2 separate regions of the Mus musculus genome follow, and region 2 is linked to region 1. The links are chromatin loops, found by intact Hi-C in ENCODE. Cell type or tissue: heart. All regions are shown on one strand. Links, peaks and the distances in the headings refer to the core of each region. The heading gives the core; the rest is flanking DNA.

Region 1 (7,955 bases), core at 1,949-6,948:
TATAGGGGAATGCTAGGACCAGGAATGGGAGTGGGTGGGTTGGGGAGTAGGGGGAGGGGGAAGGAGATAGGGGATTTTCGGAGGGGAAATTAGGAAAGGGGATAACATTTGAAATGTAAATAAAGAAAATATCTAATAAAAAAAAGTTTTAATGGAGCTATCCTGTAATAGGGCAACAATCTACTAAATACCATGGGCTAACAAAAACACAGTGCAGGTTGGATTATCTCTTTGTGAGTTGTTGGCTGGTGAAGTCCCATAGATCCCTAAACATTACAGACTATTGCCAATGCTTTTGGTTACCCTTCCAAACTTGACAGTAAGGCCCAATTGCTGAAGATTGGACATGCATGCAGAAATCAAACAGTTCAAATCAGGAAGCTTCATTTCTACTGGCTAGCTTTCATAGTGCAGGAAGGCGGTGTACAAGCTACTGGGGAAGAAAAGGAATCAGGTATTACCCAGTTGTGAACACTGGGAGCTACAGTAGCAAGTGGCCTGACAGAACATAATTATGATAGGAAAGTAGATTTGCTTCTTTGTTCTAGGTCTTGACCTCAAAGCTCCTCATGCAGGACTTGCCATTCTTGTGAGTGCCGCAAGTATTAGTCCTACATCCTCAAGTCCACCTCCACTGCACACTGCCCCTCCTCACCTGCTTTATTTCTCTACAGTCTTTCCACTCTGTGACACGCCTGTCTCTCCACAGTGGACAGAGCTTCTCAGGGCAGGGAGCCTCGTAAGTGTGCCCTGCTGTGCAAGGTACAGGCTGGGTATAAAGACTATATGTATCCCATGGTTGTTCGTTCCATTGGTGGGTAGATAAAAATCAAATAAAAACACCAAACAAACCCAAGGTAGAGCATTAAGAAGGCAGGCAGGGAAAGTGAAACTCAATGGGAGGACAGAAAACAGAATCCTGGTGACATGTTTAGGAAGGGTGACACAGGCACAGTAAACAGCCGAGGTTGGGCAGGTGGAGATCAGGGATTTCCCACTGTTGTACCCACACAGTCTGTGCAAGCAGAACTGTTTACTTCCAGGGCTCGGCAGTGAGGACCCATTACAGTAATCAGGAGAAAATCATTTATAGCTCTTCCCAGTGTTAAGAGGCTGCATATACCATAACATGCTTAACTGTTTAAGTAATGCAGCAGCATTAATTGAAATAATTAGATTTTGTGCGTGTATAGCCCATGGGTGTACTGGATAACTTTAGAAGTTCTATAATGAATAGAAATTATTTTTTTTTGTTTGAGTTCAAAACATTTACAGCTCTTTTAAGGTAATTTATTTTTAAACTATTAAAGTCTTTGAACTATAATTCAATTCTGTTAGGCACTATTTTCATCTTTGTGATAAAAATTTGTATATCACTTTTGGAGGAGTGGCAGTTTCTTGCTTGTTTTATTCTAAGTAAGTTTTTTTTTTTTTCCAGTACTGGAGATTGAACACTGGGCCTTCTTTGTACATGCTAGCCAGGCCCTCTACCACTGAGCTCTCGCCAGCCTCTTGATCCTAATCTTTTTTTTTTTCTTTCTTTTTTTTAAGGCTGTTCACATTAAAATTTACATTAACTCTTTATTCAGAGCACAGAAGCAGTAGCAGTTTTTTCTAGGTTTTAATACCGTTGGGTTCTGAAAAACAAAGGGGCTGAGGAGAACAAGCTGTGCCTGTGCAGCCTCTCTTCCCGGACCTCGGGGACCTCGGCCAGCTTCTGTGTCATTGTCAGTATTTGATTCTTGCTACTTAGAAGTTGAGTTTCAGGGTTTTGTGAAGATACTGAAACTCAGGATTTATCTGTGGCTGCTTTGTCATAGTGCTTTCTGTCAGGCACTTGTGTTACCGCTGTACTGCAGGCAGTTAGGATATTGCTTATCTAATGTCATTTATAGATGGCGAACACAATAGCTTTCTTAATCAATGAGTAAAGAATACCTCTTTGAATAGGGATATAAGCACCATATGTCAAGTACTATAGTAGGCTATATGTATAAATTACTGTATTTGTTTGCCTACACATCACACACACACACACACACACACACACACACACCTCTAGGGAAATATTTTGGACTTCAACTCTGGGATTCTATGCAAAGTGTTTGGGCATAGTCAGACAGCCTAGACTTGATAGTGTATCTTCAGAAGGCATTTGTATAAATAGGGATGAAACAGTGACAGAAGTCAAAATTTATTTGGCTTCTTGGTCCCTTTGAGTCACTTTCATATAATAAAATGTAGTTCAAACAAATTATTTGCTGCAAGAGTGACTGAGGGAAGCATAAACTAAAAGGGCCATTTTGGGAAACAAAGCCGAAGACTGTGGATCATGTGTCATACATAGTCCTTGGAATTAGGAAGAGAAGTTGTATTATAAAACTCACACTCAAAAAATCGGAATGTGATTCCATATATTTCAGCTTTCTTTCAACCACATCTGTGTGAATGCTGGTGTTACCATATTTGATGGCAGAATAAAATATGAAGGATAAAGGGTGGTCTTAACATCTTGTCTACTTCAAGATCTATAGTGCTTGTGTCTGAAATAGAAAAAAGACCAAAGCATTTTTTCATTGTATCTAACATTACATAATATTTTTAAAGCTGGTTGTCTTAATATTTTTGCCCTTGCTTGCAGTTATTAGTAGTGAAAGTAGGTTTGCATAGCCACCGTTTTTGAACATTTGAAGTCCTATAATACCGGGATCATAGTCATGTGACATCAGAAGCCAAAAGATACAATAATGTTAATAGCATAGAGGTGGTTTGTCTGTGTCTGTGTGTCTGTGTGTGCATGTGTCTGTGTCTCTTCTACAGGCAACCTCAGTGTTAGTACACAAACAACAGATCTACTGGAGATTTGGACATGAGGCTTCAGCATCTGGATGCCTCAAACACATGTGGTTTCTCTGGGGACAGTCCTTTTGCTCAGTCCTAAGGAGCCTTGGGTTTGAACAATCACTTTTCTATTACTTGAAATAATTATCACAACTTGAAAAATCTCTCATTCTTAGAGATGGAATTGCTGGTGAAATTTAAAGTTGTAACCAGTTAAAATTTTATAGTTACTTGGATCAAAATTTTAATCTACCCCTTTTGTTTATATGCTAAATTAAAAAATATAAAGAGAATTGGTTTATACTACTTTTGAATAATTTAGTACCCTGATTGATTTAAGGTACAGAATTGTTGTGGAAATAACTTTATTGCATCAAGCTATTTTAATTGTATGCATGCCTAGTTCAAATGTATGTTTGTTTAAAAATACATTGTATATTTAATATCTGTCCTTGAACATCTGATGTCCTTGAACAGCTGAGACTGTCTTGTCCATTGGATAAACTCAGATGTTGAAGAAATGCTGGAGTTTGGGAAATTCTGTTATCTTGGGAGCAAAATATTTTCAGTACCACACCAGTTTTTCGACTTAAGAATAAAGTTGGGAAGAATGCCTTCAGCTATTAGTTTTCCTGAATCCAAAGACATGGGTGGGGCAGGATCAAAAATACTCATTTGATCAAAGTTATTGGCTCTGAAGGTATTCTTACCTGTGTAAGGAAGATGAAAGGTGTTGTTTTTATTGCATGCTAGTAACAGTGTAATTTTGAACTAATTGGTGTTGAACTGCCAATCACCTGGGGGGAATGCAAATAGATACACTTACAATTTCCTTTGAGGTAGTGAAATCTTATGTCAGAGCTGGAAGAAAAACAGTAAATTGACCTTAAATGAGCTGCTTTGTGGTTTTCTTGGAGAATCCCTTTTTATTTTTTTGGACTTGTCCAAACAGGTTTTTGTCTGCGATTTGACTTATTGACTAGACAATGCTGACACTGAACATTTTGGGTTTGTTTTGAAATAAAATAATGATAGTATAGTTTTTAGGATGTTTTCATTTTTTGCACAACTTAAATTTATATAATGGTTGAGTGTTTGTTTACAGTGTGTCATATATCCTCATACTGGCCATTATTGAGTTTTGATCATTTGTAATGAAAGATTCTGTCCCCCAAAGCTTGATTTTTGTTTGAGTATTAATATATTAGCATGTAATGAAGGAAGGGAATGACCTGAAAACTCATTTTGAGTGACTTTTTGGAGGACAGTAGGAATGTGGTCTTGGTTTTCATGGAAGGTCGCATCACCTCTCATGTCCTGGGAGTTAGTCACCTGAGGTAAAGAGCCCATCCAGAAGCGCGACTTCAGAGGATTGGAGAGACGGCTCACTGATTGCTCTACCAGAGGACCTGGGTTTAATTCTCAGCACACACAATAGTTTACAACCATCTATAACCCCAGTCACAGGGAGTCTGACACCCTCTTCTGGCCTCTGAGGGCACTGCATGCATGTGGTTCACAGACATAAACATTTAGGGAACACACCGTAGACATAAAATAAAAATTTCAAATATCTCTTGTTATTTTTCTCTGAAGAAACATGCATTCAGTGTTCTAGACATTTGTACTAAGCCTTGTAGACGTACCATGAGGTAGGCTGCTACTCTCTTCACTTAATTTCAGATTGACACCAGAAATACTGTCCTGGTAGCCATTCTTTTCCAAAGTTCAGAATAGTTATCAATTGTTCTCCAGGCTTAAAAATGATTAATATCACTGTTAGATATTTTACAGTTTGATTTAAAGGTATTTAGCAGTCTTACAATCCTGTGCTGTCCCCTGCAAGTCTTCGTTTCTTCTTTCCCTTGGAGATGCCTACTAACTTTGTGTCCTAATTGCTTCCCTTTTGCTTTGGTTGCTAGAACCTGAAAACTAAATTTGTAGCTAAACTGTAGTAGTTTTGGGTCACAGTGCTTGAATATCTGTGTACTTGATGTGTAGTCCTACTCTTGTATAAATAAAAGTTGAATATTAATGAATAAAATAATGAAGCCAAGGCATCCTGGAGACACATAGAACTTTCAGCCAACAGGTGGCACTAGATCTCTATTTTTAGTGATGTGAGGAAATAAGGGGACACAAATGGGAAACTTAGGATCTGTGACTCTAGGATCTTAAAAAAGAAGGCTAATATCCACTTATCAGTGAGCACATATCATGTGAGTTCTTTTGTGATTGGGTTACCTCACTCAGGATGATGCCCTCCAGATCCATCCATTTGCCTAGGAATTTCATAAATTCGTTGTTTTTAATAGCTGAGTAGTACTCCATTGTGTAAATGTACCACATTTTCTGTATCCATTCCTCTGCTGAGGGACATCTGGGTTCTTTCCAGCTTCTGGCTATTATAAATAAGGCTGCTATGAATATAGTGGAGCATGTGTCCTTCTTACCGGTTAGAACATCTTCTGGATATATGTCCAGGAGAGGTATTGCGGGATCCTCCGGTAGTACTATGTCCAATTTTCTGAGGAATCGCCAGACTGATTTCCAGAGTGGTTGTACAAACTTGCAATCCCACCAACAATGGAGGAGTGCTCCTCTTTCTCCACATCCTTGCCATCATCTGCTGTCACCTGAATTTTTGATCTTAGCCATTCTGACTGGTGTGAGGTGGAATCTCAGGGTTGTTTTGATTTGCATTTCCCTGATGATTAAGGATGTTGAACATTTTTTCAGGTGCTTCTCAGCCATTCGATCAGCCACCAAACGCAGACACTATTGCATACACCAGCAAGATTTTGCTGAAAGGACCCTGATATAGCTGTCTCTTGTGAGGCTATGTCAGTGCCTGGCAAATACAGAAGTGGATGCTCATAGTCAGCTATTGGATGGAACATAATGGTGGAGCTAGAGAAAGTACCCAAGGAGCTGAAGGTGTGGAACCCTATAGGTGGAACAACAATATGAACTAACCAGTACCGCAGAGCTCGTGTCTCTAGCTGCATATGTATCAGAAGATGGCCTAGTCGGCCATCATTGGGAAGAGAGGCCCCTTGATATTGCAAATTTTATATGCCCCAGTACAGGGGAACACCATGGCCAAGAAGCGGGAGTGGGTGGGTAGGGGGGTGTGGGGCGGGGGACGGAGGGCGGGGAGGGTACAGGGGACTTTTGGGATAGCATTTGAAATGTAAATGAAGAAAATACCTAATAAAAATTAAAAGAAAAAGGCATTTGAATTTCCACAGTGGCCCATAGTGAACCTATGTGGCCCAATACTCCTTGGCATCTTTGCTTGAAAATGATCACTGTTTGCCTCTACTAGTCAGGTTAGCTTTCTTTCTTCTGATTCAGTTCTTTTGGCTTCTTGCTCTTTAGTCCCCAAGAAGACCAAGCCTTGGCGAACTTCCAGCTGTTTGAAGTACCATCTGCCCTAATTAGGTATGAAGGAAGCAGCGGTAAAGACAGAAAACAGAAGCAGGGGCACTCATTTAGGGCCAGTGCACCTAGCAAGTGAGACTTATTTAAGAGTAAATTGGGGAGACAGGAAAGAATTTGTACAAGATAGAATTTGTACCTATCCTCCAAATGTAACAAGATGGGTCAAGGAGATGTATGAGAAAAGAAAACAAAACTATCTAGAGCTTAAAAAAAAAAAAGCAGTAAAAAGTGATGACCCAAAGATGCCCATTTCTAATCTCCAGAACCTGTGAATGTGGTACTTTGCAAATATGGTTAGAATAAAGGACTTGATATTCATGGGCATACAGGGTATCTGGTAGGTGCAGTGTAAGACTGCAGGAGGATGGCCAAAGAATGGAAAAGACAATGGAAGCATAAGTGGGAGTGGTTTGAAAAAGGTCTGAGAGCCAAGGTATGCAATTAGCCTTGAAGTGCTAGAAAAGACAAAGGTTGACTCTCTCCCAGAATGCCCTAGGGACCATCTTGCTGACATCTTGATGGTAGGACTATAGACATCAAGAACTACAAGACAATAAATAAAAGGCTTATGGTAATTTGGTCCAGCACCATTAGGAAGTTAATATCGTCTTTCTGAAAAATTAATCACCTGGCTGATTGTGGTAGAAAAAATCTTGTGAATCACAGACCAGACTATAGGAGAAAACCATTGATGAAATAATAATTATGGACCACTGAGGTAAGGTCCTAATGTAAGCACATATATAGATGGAAAGAAACTAACAAGGAAGAAAAGGTGGTCAAGTAAATAACAGGGAAAGTTCATCAGGCTGACGCCGAGTGCAGATTCAAAGCCATAGAGGCTCACAGGAGAGATTACCACATGGACATTGATATCTCTGCTATTGTATGCCTTTTCTCTAAACAGGGATTTAAAACACTGAAATTTATCCTACTGACTTCCAGATATGATGTAGTTGAGCTGGTGCCTAACTAGAGTCTTCACCCCTCCTGACTAGTATACATGGTACCAGAAGGTACTGAGTTTGCTACTAGAGAAGAAAGGTAACTACCAGCTCAGCTATAAAGTCTTCTGATCTGCAACAGTGACCTATCTGTGTGATATGCTGGTATAATAGTGGCACAGACATTGTGGGAGTAGCCAGCTACTCTGATTTAAGGCCCACTCCAGGAGTTGGAACCTATGCATCACACTGCTTTGGTAGCCAAGAACCCGAGACTAGATAGGTCTTGGGTCTAGGGTAAAATAAAATACTATTGTCCTGTTAAAGGAACATAGCAATAAAATGACATATATGTATGTATATATTCGTGTGTATATACTCATGTGTATACACACACACACACACACATTCTGCAATACACCATTGCTCAGCCATCTTCCATATTTAGGTGGGTACTACTACAGAAACCTACAACTGAACAATTAATGAAGAATGAGAGATTTCTGAATATTGAGTTCCAAATGGGATGTCTTCATCAAACCCTTCCTCTCAGGGATCAGGGAACTATGCAGAAGAGGAGGTGGAAAGATTGTTAGAGCCAGAAGAGATGGATGACTCTAAGGAAACAGTGTCTTCCATACATATACAGAATTGATGCACATACAAATTTAGAGACATTCACAGGATCTGCACAGGTTCAAGCCAGGGGAGGGGGAGGATATTCAG
Region 2 (7,955 bases), core at 1,945-6,944, 240 kb after region 1:
TTCTTCAGTGTGACCAGTCATTCTAACTCAATCTTAGACTGGTCTAATATTCAGTCCAATGTTAGAGATTCCTATATTCTAAATTACCTAGCAAAGTTAATTCAGAGCACATCCCCCACTTCCCCTAGATCCCTAACCTCAAAAGGATTGCTGGCCTTACAGCTAGTGAAAAAAGCTATTAAAGAGCAATTTGTCACTTATATAGATTACACACATACACATGGAAGCTGAATAATGCCCTACTCAATGATAACTTGGTCTAGGAAGAAATAAAGTAAGAAATTAAAGACTTTTAAAGAGTTTCATGAAAATGAAGCTACAACACACCCAATCTTATGGGAAACAATGTAAGCAGTGCTAAGAGGAAAACTCATAGCTCTGAGTGTCTCCGAAAAGAAACTGGAGCGAGCATACACTAGCAGCTTGACAGCACACCTGAAAGCTCTAGAATAAAAGGAAGCAAATATACCCAAGAGGAGTAGACGGGAAGAAATAATCAAACTCAGAGATGAAATCAACCAATTAGAAACAAAAAGAACTATACAAAGAATCATTTTTTTTTTTTGAGAATCAACAAGAAAGATAAACCCTTAGCCAGACTAACCAGATAAAACAGAAATGGTATCCAAATTAACAAAATCAGAAATAAAAATAAGATATAACAATAGAAACTGAGGAAATTAAAAAGTTCATTGATCCTACTACAAAAGCCTATGCTCAACAAAACAGGAAAATATGAATTAAATGGACAAGTTTCTAGATAGGTACAAGATATCAAAGTTAAATCAGGATCAGATAAACCATCTAAACACTCCTATAATTCCTAAAGAAATAGAAGCAGTCATTAAAAGTTTCCCAACCCCCAAGGAGCTAAAGAGATCTGCAACCCTATAGATGAAACAACAATATGAACTAACCAGTACCCCCCCAGAGCTCGTGTCTCTAGCTGCATATGTATCAGAAGATGGCCTAGTCGGCCATCAGTGGAAAGAGAGGCCCATTGGTTGTGCAAACTTTATATGCCTCAGTACAGGGGAACGCCAGGGCCAAGAGGGAGTGGTGGTGGTGGTGGTGGTGGGGGACTTTTGGGATAGCATTGGAAATATAAATGAAAAAAATACCTAATTAAAAAAAAAAGTTTCCCAACCAAAACAAGCCCAGGACCAGATGGTTTTAGTGCAGAATTCTATCAGATCGTCAAAGAAGACATAATACCAATACTCTCCAAAGTATTCCATAAAATAGATACAGAAGGAGCACTACCCAATTTGTTCTGTGAAGCCACAGTTACGCTGATACCAAAACCACACAAAGACCCAACAAAGAAAGAGAACTTTAGACCAATATCTCTTGAGTATCGATGCAAAAATACTCAATAAAATTCTCACAAACTGAATCCAAGATTACCACAAAATAAATGATCTTTCACCAAGATCAAGTAGGCATCTTCCCAGGAATGCAGGGATTGTTCAATATAAGGAAATCTATCAGTGTAACCCACTAGATAAACAAACTCAAAGGAAAAAAAGACCATGCTCATTTCATTAGATGCTGAAAAAGCATTTGCCAAAATTCAGCATCCCTTCATGTTAAAAGTCTTGGGAAGATCAGGAATTCAAGGCCCATGTCTAAAACTGTTAAAAGAAATATACAGTAAACTAGTAGCCAACATCAAACCAAATGGAGAGAAACTGAAGCAATCCTACTAAAACAGGGACTAGACAAGGCTGCCCACTCTCTCCTTATCTATTCAATATAGTACTTGAAGACCTAGCCAGAGCAATTAGACAACAAAAGGAGGTCAAAGAATTACAAATTGGAAAGGAAGCAAGTCAAATATCATTATTTTTAGGTGACATGATAGTATAATTAAGTGACCCTAAAAAAATCCATCAGAGAACTCCTCCTGCTGATAAACAACTTCAACTGGATATAAAATTAGCTCAACCAAATTATAAACAGGTTGAGAAAGAAATTAGGGAAGCAATACCCTTCACAATAGTCACAAGTAATATAGACTATCTTGGTGTGACTCTAACCAAACAAGTGAATGATCTGTACAACAAGAACTTCAAGTTTCTGAAGAAAGAAATCGAAGAAAACCTCAAAAGATGGAAAGATCTCCCATGCTCATGGATTGGCAGGATTAATATAGGAAAAATGGCCATCTTGCCGAAAGCAGCCTACAGGTTCAATGCAATCCCCATCACAACTCCAACTCAATTCTTCATAGAGTTAGAAAGAGCAAGTCTCAAACTCATTTGGAATAACAAAAAATCCAGGATAGCAAAAACTATTCTCAACAATAAAAGAACTTCTGGGGGAATCAACATCCCTGACCTCAAGCTATACTACAGAGCAATGGTGATAAAAATTGTATGGTATTGGTACAGAGACATACAGGGAGAACAATGGAATAGAGTTGAAGACCCAGAAATGAACCCATACATCTATGCTTACTTAATCTTGACAAACGAGCTAAAAACCACCCAGTGGAAGAAAGACAGCATTTTTAACAAATGGTGCTGGCTTAACTGGTGGTTAGTATGTAGAAGAATGCAAATTGATCCATTCTTTTTTAATTTTGATTTTTTATTAGATATTTTCCTTATTTACATTTCAAATGCTATCCCAAAAGTTCCCTATACCCTCCCCCCACATGCAAACACCAAACCCAGACACTATTGCTGATGACAAGAAGTGCTTGCTGATAGGAGCCTGATACAGCTGTATCCTGAGAGACTCTGCCAGATCCTGACCAATACAGATGAGGATGCTCACAGCCAACCATCGGACTGAGCAAAGGGACCCCAATGGAGGAGTTAGGGGAAGAACTGAAGGAGCTGAAGGGGCCTTATCTGGCATCAATGGGAGGGGAGGCCCTTGGTCCTGTGAAGGCTTTATGCTCCAGTGTATAGGAATGCTAGCTCTGTGAGGCAGGAGTGGGTGGGTGGGCAGGGGAGCACTCTCATAGAAGCAGTTTAAGGGGGAATGGGATAGGGAGTTTGCAGAGGGGAAACCAGGAAAGGGGATTACATTTGAAATGTAAACAAATAAAATATCCAATTTAAAAAAAAAAGAAATTAGAGCGAAGACTGGCTAGGTAACTCTCTATACCACTCACAGCTCCATCCATGCAGCAACTGGCCTCCCTCCATGGTGTCAGTGTGGCCAGTTATGGTAGTTATTGTCTTAGATCAGGTACACCTGCAAGGGCAGACTTCCTTCCCATGCTGCGTGTAGACAGATACACACTGTAAGGATGCTCCTATCTTGGGGAAGCAAACGTATATTCTGGTCTTGAATGCTTTCAGTTTTATTTTCTTAACTACTTTGAAGGATTGACTTCCCTTCAAAAAAGGAAAGCTAATTTGAGGGGCGGGGATTAACTGTGAAGAATTAACTTTTAATTCTTCCAATCAACTTTAGATATATGACTCTATGGGAAACACTCTGTGGCTTTGGTAAAGTACTTGTATCTGGTGTTTTGGTGACAAGGAGTTAGCAGCACTTCCACTTGGGGAGCAAACAGGAAGGATCCGTGGGAGTTACTGTGCTTGGGAGCTCAGGGCTGACAGCAGCAGAACCTTACAGAGTCACACTCAGTTCACTTGCTGGTAAGAACCAACAGTTTCTTTCCATGGTTATCTTCTGGTTGGGTTTGTTGTTTGTGATTTAATGTGTTGAAAGGCATGTAGCGCATGCGAGTGCACGTGCGAGCGAGTGAGCGAGAGTGAGCGGGCGCGCGCGCGTGTGTGTGTGTGTGTGTGTGTGTGTGTGTGTTTTATGTTCTTCTTCTCAGGTAACAAAGACTTAGTTTTAGTTTTAGTACTTCAAGTTGCCTAAATCAGTTCTTTGTGGGCACCAGAGGGCGCCAACGTAGGTTCTTTTACTTGTGTTAGCACATTATTTTAAAAATGAATTTAGGGTTACGGCTGCTGGCGTTCTGGGAATTTGTTTTACTGTTCAGTTTGCGAACAAGATGTTCAGCGCCTGTGCTGATGCTCTGTTCTCATCTGTGGCTCTATGTTCAGGGAAAGTGGTAGGGAAGCAACTCTCCCCGAGGCTGTATGCTGCGAAGCTTGGATGCCTTTGATCCCCTTATAACTTAAAAAAAAAGTTCTTTCTTGTAACCTGTTGAAAAGTGATTTCCTAAGAGCTATTTGTATTAGAATGTTAGTGGCTATTTTACTGGAGGAATAAATAATGATGCTCATATAAATGATTGGGTTGCTGGCAGAGCCTTGGCTGTTGGTGACAAACCAGTGAAGAAAAACTTAAGGTTTATATCTACAGGCACGTAGGGAGGCATGTCTGTAATCCTGGCATTGGAGGTGGGCAGGACAATCACTGAGAGTTTGAGGCCAGCCTAGTCCACAGAGTGGACCTAAAAGAACATCTTAGAAGAATATAACCAGGGCCTGGTAGATGGCTTAGGAGCAAACTTATACTGAGCCGGATGACTGGAGTTTGGTCCTTGGTAGGGTGGAAGGAGAGAACCATCTCCTACAAATTATATTCTGTTTTCCAAACATGTGCTATGACATATATACTCAAGTACACATTCACATGTGCCTGTACATGCTCGCTCACACACACACACACACACACACACAAATAAATAAACAATCTAGAACCCCAAATCAAAACAGAACACCTCATTTGCATTTACTTAGGGCTACCAGTGTTCTTTGTGTCTGTGCAGATAGCCACTGGATGGGCTGAATATGATTTATCAAATTTGGCTTTCCTTGAGTACATAAGAGTATTACAATTAAGAATGTTCATCATGAGCTTACAATTAACAGTGACGTTCGTTGGAACGTTGATTTGAACTCTGTGGAGTGTGAAGCAAAGGGACAGGGTGTGATGTGCACATGCATGCAGTCCTTCTAGACTTGATGCACTCCAGTTTGAAAGCATTGTTTACTCTTTTAGCTAGCGCAGAATAATACACCCCACAGGTGCTTCGGGCAATCAGGCCAGCTTCTTTGTTGAAAGTACAGCTTGGGTTGTGCATTCTTCCAGCTGACCCTTTATTTTTACCAAAATACCTCTCCTGCTGAATTTCTATTTTGAGGCTAAGAGGAGTCTTTTCTTTCTTGGGCAAGACTGCACATCCCTCTGTTCATAAGACAAAGGGTGCTGTAGGGAGGTGAAAGGCAGCTGCTCGGACAGAGTGGCAAAGAGGAGCTCGGGCAGCTCTCTTAAAGCCTGCTGCAGGGCGTCTATGATGGGGTAGTCAATTGTCAATTGACTGAGGAAGGCAAACTCCTCTGTGAGAGGATGGATAGCTGAGAGGGGAGGTGGAGGAACAAGGTCAGATGGGCACTGGAAATAAAATTTGTAGGATGAGGTCTGTAGGGCTGTGGGCCAGTGTAGTCCTTGAGCTTAAAATCCTTGAGAATGATCAGATGGGTTGGGAGCACGTGCAGTATGTCTTTTTGCCCACCCTCTTCATTCCCTTTGTTAATTTTCCCCATTTCAGGTTTTTGCGGCATGACCGTGAGAAAGTGCTCCAGGCTTCTTGTACCCAAACTCCTTATCTGTGGTGATCCTCCTTCCAGGGTTGAACAATCTCTTAATTTGCAGACTACCACCCAAGTGAATAATCAAGAAAGATGAACACCGTGTACTAGTGACAGGTTTCCTGATGGGAGAATGATATAAACTCACTTGCATATTAATTATGTTCCTTGGAGGCCATGCCTTCACCCTGACCATGCTGTAAAGAATTAATAACTGTCCCTTGCAATCTCATTACAGTGGAATGGAGACCTACATCTTTCAGCCTGGAAGGGAAGTGTGCCCTTTATTGTATCATCTGACATTTATTCACTCCATCAATTATCCAGCAAGTGTTGTTTAAGTGTGTTCTAGGGTTGTCTTGGGCTGGGACTTCTACTCCATCATACAGACTTTGTCCTTGAGAGATCTGCTAAGCTATACCTCTTGCCAGTTCTGTGCTGCCTGCTGGTTCTATACCCTTGGATGCTTTATGACCTCTGCATAACCTATAAAGAATTGCATGTAGTCTTTGGCATGTGGGAGGAAACTCATTAATGAGGTTTATAGTCACAAAATTTAGTTTAGATGTTGAGAATGAGCTGAGGAGGAATAAGTTATGGAACCATTTCTTGTTTCATATATACGATCCTACACCACAGGACGAATGTGTGACTTTGGTCTAGGCAGGGGTTGTGAGTCTTGCCTAGAAACAGCAGAGAACAGCATGAAGCTAGGTAAGAGCCTACCTCTTTTACCAAGCTGAGACCAAGCTCAAGAAGGCAGCAAGAGCTGCTAAGATGGTCAGGAACAGTGAGTGCTCAGCAGGAACTCAAGAGACCTCCCAGAACAGTGCCCAGTGGCACAGGAAGCCAGATGAAAGTCTGGTGGAAAGGAGTTTCTGCGACCTGTGGGTGAGAGGACAATTTCCCTCATTTTCCAACCTCTCCCTCAGCCCCTCAGTCATCCACTATGGACTATGGCTGGCTTTCTGGTTGGGTCAAACTAGTGATAATGAGTTAGAGGTCCCTATAACCAAGTGCCCACTCAAAAATTTTGGGGACCTTCTTATCCCAACTCTTCGTGTGCAATGGCATTCATATGTGGCCACCATGTGCACACTTCTGATGGGAATGTGAGTTACTGACTAAGTGGACGCTCCCTAAGCTGCTGGTCCATGCACCCCACTGAAGGCTGCAGGCTTCATCCCTGGGCTTCCTGCTCAGGGAAGGCCTGGGGCCTGCAGTTCTGTTGCTGTATCTCACTACCCACATCCTGGAGAATGGGAGTCAGCAAGAATACCTGATCTTGGCAGGAAGTGCAGTCTGTTGTTGTGCAAGCCAGACAGGACCATAGAGTTGATGACTGTCGCTGACTGGACTGGGGAGCTTTTCTTTCCTGTCATCCACAACTCATGACTTCAGCTCTTCTCTACGTCAAGAATTCCAACCATTCAAGGCAGGAAAACCACTTCAACTCTTAAGTGACAAAAAGCAGTGCCAACTTGGAGGGGACCAGTGACCGACGGGTACTGTCCTTTTCTCCCCTCACACAAAGCATTCATCTAATTAGCTGTTTACTGTGGGGCAGGGCTGGCCACTTGCCTCTGTCTTATAGAGCAGGAATGTGGATTTGGCAGCTTATTTGTCATGACCAATCCATTGTGAGATAATTTGTAGAGTTTCTACATTTTGTTGTTTCAGATATAAGGCTCAGTCCATACACTGAGTCAAAGTCTAAATGGGTTCAGATAACAGCAGCAGTAGCTTTTTTCTCAAAGGCATTGGAAGAACAATAAAACATAGTCACTACTAAATTATGCTGTGGGCTGAAGAAGATTTTTGCCATTAATTGGATCTAGGCCCTCTGACCTTCCTACAGGAAGCAAACTAAAGGTATAATAATTTTTATAAAGATGAGCTTTCTGTACTTCCAGTAATTTTAAAAAGAGCACTGAAATAATTTCTGGACTCTGAAAGAAGTCTGACTTGACTGTTGTTGAGATAGATAGAGCTCTGATTTCCAAGATTTCCCCTTTCTTCTCTCCCCAACCCCCAGCCAAGTGAGGCTGACACAGGCAGTGACCTGAATGATAGCTCACATTCAGGAACAAAAGTCTAACTGGGCACATGTATACATCTTCTGATAAAGTCTTACAATCTCCTGAAAATGTAGTTACACAGAAGTAACATGCACACCTGTCAGCCACAGTGCACGTGGGCAGTGATGTTCCCTCCTTAGAGATTTACAAAACTCTGAGGCTACAGTGTGGGAAGGGCAGGAGCGTCCCAAAGATTTTCCAGGTCACCTGGCTTGATGAGAGAGGAGGTCACATAGCTTTGGGTTTTTCATTGAGTTCTGTGTAATTTTGCTTTTGAGTTCTGGCTGTTTTACATGCCCTTTGTTTCCTATGCTGTCTGAGTCACTGTTGGTCTAACTCACTCTGCTGA

What was found. Peaks named below come from ENCODE experiments on the same cell type or tissue, not always from the same donor. Only the 100,000 strongest peaks of a DNase experiment are listed, where the experiment ranks them.
Region 2: it touches region 1 in a loop (2.0-fold over the local background); 7 of 42 quality-filtered maps call a loop at or near these places.

What each region holds. Positions count from the first base shown.
Region 1 is chr5:29,271,924-29,279,878 of GRCm38, reverse strand. All of the region lies in intron 9 of Lmbr1 (limb region 1), which reads left to right. Gm42244 (a long non-coding RNA gene) reads left to right here and starts at 5,745. Exons shown (of 2, transcript XR_880915.1): 1 at 5,745-5,778; 2 at 6,223-7,955. In heart, for the core only: a CTCF peak has its summit at 4,922 (motif pointing right); no DNase peak of the experiment used is centred there.
Region 2 is chr5:29,032,761-29,040,715 of GRCm38, reverse strand. No RefSeq gene overlaps it. Among named protein-coding and RNA genes, the nearest start is that of Gm35881, 28 kb to the right of the region's middle. In heart, for the core only: a CTCF peak has its summit at 3,874 (motif pointing right); no DNase peak of the experiment used is centred there; H3K27ac peaks cover 611 bases.